Regions from separate parts of the Homo sapiens genome. Here region 1 is linked to region 2. A link is an interaction called in ENCODE POLR2A ChIA-PET data of the cell type or tissue named here. Cell type or tissue: MCF 10A. All regions are shown on one strand. Links, peaks and the distances in the headings refer to the core of each region. The heading gives the core; the rest is flanking DNA.

Region 1 (2,822 bases), core at 264-2,763, 66 kb before region 2:
TTAGAAGAAATCTTAGATTCCAACTTCTGCTTTTTCTTAGTTTCTAGGGTCATTATGACTTACAGTCTAACTTCTAACACTGTGGGTGTTAGTCTTAGGAAAACATGCTTTTGTTCAGCTCAAAGAAGCCTGCTCTTATAGGTACAAAATAATAAAGCAGGGCAGAAACACTATCTTAATTGCTATGTAAGAAATTAGAAAACACGGTATCAGCTCATTTCCAAGTGAGAAGTCTGACCCACATTTTGTGAAGACTAATCTTTAAGACTATTTCTTGTCCGTGTTCCACACACAGCAAAACACAGCATGACAAAATGATAAACCCTTACTCGCACTGCCTTTGGGATCAATTTCATGGAAAAGAGAAGAAACATTTTATGAAAAACAAGTATGGATGCCAAAACATCCCTTCCAGGGGATGATGCTCATAAGGTGAACAGAAAATAAGACCGCTAAAACCTATGTTAAAGTGATCTAAACACGTGAAAAGAAGCTGGTAGAAAACAAACGTTTTCATATTTCCCAAAGATAATCTTTTAAAAGAGAGAGCTATTTCACAAAAGAAGTCTTTGGCATTCCTATACTGTACAAAGTTTCAAGTCTTTTTTAAACTCCTTTTATTCTAACTATCACTAAGGAGACATCTTCACGGAAAGCTCTGCATAAAAATGTACCTGTTCTGGAAGTGTGTCTCTTTGACTACTCCAAAGATGTGCACACTTTGCTACACTTTGACTCCAAGCTGAATACTGGGACTTGACTGGAAAAATGCCAGAAGAAAATAGGAAGGGTAAAGTTACTCGTTGGTTATAAACGACATTAAGTTAACCAATTTTAATGAAAGGGTTAGAAAAGAGATCCCAGAGACAAAAAAAGGAATGCTACTTAAATCCAGTTATTAGGTCAACTAACACTATCTCCCATCTCTCATATCACTGATTAAACATGAAATAAACAAGACCAGACAATCTTCCTGTCGAAACTGATTTGTGTTTGGCTTGAGTTCCCACCTAAAGAAGCAACATAATGAATAGAATTAAGACTGTTCACCATAATAGTACATATATATATTTTTAAACTGCCACTATACCTCTGCCACCTACAATCTGACCAGAGCTTTATACCTTAAGAATTCTCAAAGCACATTAATCCTGCAAAGCTGGTGGAGTAGTAATTTCCATTTGACGCGAAAAAACTGACATTGAGAGAAGTCAAGTGCTAGTTAGGGGTGCAACCGGAATTAGAACCAGGTCAACCAATTCCTGTTTCAATGTTCTTTCGCCATACTACTATCTCTTTTTTAAAAAGGACATCTTAAAAATTATTTTGAAACCTAAGGAAGCTATAAACTGGTTTTATTGGACTTATTTGTTGAACAATAAGGATCTAGCAGTAGTTGTTGTAAGAAGAATTAACTTTGAGCATGGAATACTAAAAGTTACTTAGAATCTATAGAGCCTCTTATGGCTCTCAGACTCTTCCCTGAAAGAACGACTGAAGTATGCACTAACACAAGGATGGAGCTTAGCAACTGTGTTTTATTGTTTTAACTACCACAGGAAGAAACTGAAGAGCAAATGGCTGATTCACAAGGTCCTGATGTGTTCCCTGCTCCATGCTCTTTAGCCTCTCCTAAAAAGGCAACTGAAAACAGTCTACATTTTGGGGGAAAGGGGCCTTGTTTATCAGCTGACCAACTTTATACTGATATCCTTTCCAACTTGGCAGGTGTAAACATATTATTGTATTGACCAGATTTCCAAGATATCTTAAGCCTTGAAATTTAAACCAATTCCAGCAGTAGAAAATAAACCATATTCAAGAATTAGAATTAAATACACCGCACCAAAAAAAACTCTTCTTGACAAAATGAGCAAAGATATATAGAAGACTAAATTAGAGAAATTTAAAAATATCATTTGAAGGAAGAAAGCTTATAATAAATGGCTTTAGAGAAGTCCCAGAAATTTAACTCTAACTAAGGTGTTATGAGAGAAGAAAGCTTATATGAAGTCCTTTACTTAAAAATCTTCTCCTCACAAAGAATATAGAAGAAACTGACCCGATATTTCCAAGTCATATAGTCTGACTGGAAAAAAGAGAAGGGGTACGAGAGAAAAATAAAAAATAAGATTAAATTAATAATTACTTTGTGATACTATATAGTTAATAGCAAGATAACTTGAAAAGAGAAGTCAGTTTAATGTCAAAAATTATAAAACAAATTAAATTACTTTCCTAAGTATTCCAGCTGCTCCCTGAATGCAAGGAAACAAAAATCAAGCTTGCTTCATTAAAACATGGAAGAGCAAACACATAGAATCTAGATTCCCAAAGAGGAATCAATTTTTAAGTTCAAACTATAATAAATAAATGCCTAAAATCCTAAATATTGTAAAAAATACATAGAAATTGAGATTAAAAAATTAAATACTACACCTACACTAAAAATGAAAATCAGTCCATGGGTATTTTGACAATCACAGTTTTATAACAATAGGCCCAATTTAAGTTATAGCTATAAGATGTCATTTCCTCAGGGATAGTTGGCTAAATCCATCAGAGAGGGCTCTAAGACTTACTTTGTATAACACTGAGTCCAAAGAGGTGGCAGTCCTTTAGCCTGAGCAGGTCACAAACCTGGACCAGCAACTGGTGACACAGAATCTTAACCTGTAGGGGAAAAAGGCACGACGTAAAATAACAATTCAACTAAGTCCACCCAGGGAGCCACAATCAGGCAATTTAATGCATCGTAAATATATTCCTTGAAAGGACAAGCTGACAGTAGAAAACAACTGCTGCTTTATCCAAATCACTTT
Region 2 (2,822 bases), core at 213-2,712:
TTTGAAAAAAAGAAAAAAAGCAGCAGCTTAACAACCAAGCACCGGTCAGTAGCCTCTGGTAGAAGAATAACCAGAAAATTGACTCTATTTTAGACCTGGAAAAAATATATAGATAATTTAATCTAACGTTTTCATTTTATAGATGAAAAAACTGAAGCTTGAAGCAGTTATGTGGCTTTACCAGGGTACATATCACTAACTAGTGGCAGGGCCAGAGTTCAAGCCTGGCCTTTCTGACTGCATTCTCGAAGTTATACTAACTAGGCTGCCTCCAAATTTGTGAGAGGGAATTTTCTATTTCCTTTTCCAGTGTTTTAAAAAATGTCAAAAGCTAACATTTATGTATTTTAGTAAATTTATCTTTTTTTTTTCCTTTTTTATAGACATTGGTAAATGAAAATTTGTTTGGATTTCCCAAGAGTACTTGAATTTCATGATTTTACATTTCCTACAAAGGGGTCAGACTCAGCAATTTAATTTTCATGGACTAAGAGCTTTCATCAAAGCCTTCATCTTAACAAATAATTGGTTTTGGGAATAGGGGATAGAGATAATTCGGAGAGAGGATAAGCATTCATTCATTAATTCACGCAGACATGTATTGCATGCCTATTTTAGACACTGTGCTAGGTACAAGTCATACAAATATGGCAAAGTTCTTTCCCTTGAGGAATAATTTTTTCCTTCCTTCCCTATTAGCAAAGAATCTGATGTATTCTTGCTGGTCTTAAATTAGGTTACTATCTCCCAACGTGTAATAAGAGTACTACTTATTGTATGCCACATGATTTTAGGTGATAACAGACAAGCACTTAAAAAAACAATTATATACACTTCAGTGTATGAAGATGTAGTTATATAGTCATTTCAATGTAGAAAAAAGATAGTTCACAAATCCATATTTGTGGACGTTGTATCTTAGGACATGGCTAATCATGTCGTTGATCTGCTTTTTGCAGACTGTCTGAACTACATGCATGATGCACAGGCATGTTCTGTAAACCTGCCATCACATTTTAAAAATATGATTCAGATTTTTGAAAGTACCGAAGAAATGGATTAATAGCATGGATTCTGCATGTACTGAATTTCTGTGTTAATCGCTGCATTATTTAAAAGATACATCAAATTGTCACTGCTGAAATTTGATAGTAATTTAGTATGTGAAGTATTGTACGTAACTTTATTATGCTAATCACAAACAGTTCCACTCTAAGGAACTTATATTTGGGTATACATGTTAGAAATTGATTAGAGTTATTATTTGTATTCTTTTCTTGAAAATATCTTGTTTCTAAAACAAAACACTGCTTTTTATTACAATTTTATGGTTACCTTAAACTATGACATATAATTATTTCTTTTTTTTTTTTTTTTTTTTTTTGACAGGGTCTTGTTCTGTTGCTCAAGCTGGAGTGCAGTGGCATGATCTTAGCTCACTGCAGTCTCCACCTCCTGGGCTCAGGTGATCCTCGTTTCTCAGCCTTTCAAGAGCTGGGACCACAGGCATGAGTCACCATGCCCAACTAATTTTTGCATTTTTTGTAGAGACAGGGTTTCACCATGCTGCCCAGGCTGGTCTTGAACTCCTGGGCTCAAGAGATTTGCCCACCTGGGCCTCCCAAAGTGCTGGGACTACAGGCATGAGCTACCGCACCCAGCCAAAAAAACCCTGATAATATGATTTTAAAAAATAAAAAAAAAAAAGAGGAGGTAAATAATAACAAACTCCTAGGCTTAATCTCCAGAGAGTTTGATTTGGTAGATTTGGGGCTAAGAAATCTGTATTTAAAAAACTTTTCATCATGTAAAATTTGAAACTATAAAAAGACTTGTTAAAAAAAATCCTCACATATCCCATTAGATTGAACAGTTATTAACATTTGCTTTATTTGCTACATCTATTTTTTTAGATATTTTAAAGCAAATTCTAGACATCTTGATATTTTACACGAAATGCATGAGTTTGCCTCTTAAAAATGCCATTTTGTTATATAACCAGATACCATAATCACACCTAACAAATTTAATAATAATTTCTTAGCATTTAAAATTTCCATGTCCCCAAAATGTCATCTTACAGTTGGCTTGTTGGAATTCAGGTCCAAACAAGTTCCATGCCTTCCCTTTAGTTATTGTGCAAGTTAGTTTTGTTTTTTAAAGAAGAATTCCCCTTTTACCTGAAACTGCCATTAACCAGTGTCTCAATCAGGCTGGCCCTCTAGGCTTCTCTAAGACAATTCAGATGTAGAAAGAAAGGGCCATGGACATTCTTCTTTCAATATATTTCCATCCTCTATGGATTTATCAGACCACATTCTTTTTGGAGATCTTAGAAAGACAGGATGGGTGTGAGATGGAGAGGGGTGAGATGGAGAGAACTGCAGATAGCCAGGAAACCATCCTTCTAAAGGAACTATGCCTTTTCTGGGCCATCTTTCCCCAAAATGTTTTAAAAAAGATTTCTGAGATTAAGTTTTTCTTTTCAAGCAGCTCAAGTGGTACAACACACAGCATCTCTCTTTTGGAGGCTCATAATGCACATTGAATATACTGTATTAAAGACTCTTTGGAGTTCCACAAAGAAATTTTACTCGTGTTTCCTAAGCGTATTTTATTATGGAGTTGTGTTCTGTCCCCAGCAGATCACCTTAATTAATATCTCTTGTGTATTACTTCATTCTCACGCTGCTATAAGGATGTTCCCAAGACTGGGTAATTTATAAAGGAAAGAGGTCTAATTAACTCAAAGTTCAGCATGGCTGGGGAGGCCTCAGGAAACTTAGAATCATGGCAGAAGGGGAAGCAAACACATCCTTCTT

The links. ChIA-PET counts read pairs that join two places held together with the same protein. Peaks named below come from ENCODE experiments on the same cell type or tissue, not always from the same donor. Only the 100,000 strongest peaks of a DNase experiment are listed, where the experiment ranks them.
Region 1: POLR2A ChIA-PET joins it to region 2 with 6 read pairs; 5 of 35 experiments call an interaction of 5 or more read pairs at or near these places.

Annotation. Positions count from the first base shown.
Region 1 is chr14:51,697,993-51,700,814 of GRCh38, reverse strand. It overlaps FRMD6 (FERM domain containing 6), which reads right to left. Exons shown (of 14, transcript NM_001267046.2): 3 at 2,583-2,673. Among named protein-coding and RNA genes, the nearest start is that of FRMD6, 47 kb to the right of the region's middle. In MCF 10A, for the core only: no CTCF peak of the experiment used is centred there; no DNase peak of the experiment used is centred there.
Region 2 is chr14:51,632,161-51,634,982 of GRCh38, reverse strand. It overlaps a transcript of FRMD6 not described here. Among named protein-coding and RNA genes, the nearest start is that of FRMD6-AS1, 18 kb to the left of the region's middle. In MCF 10A, for the core only: no CTCF peak of the experiment used is centred there; a DNase peak (open chromatin) is centred at 1,482.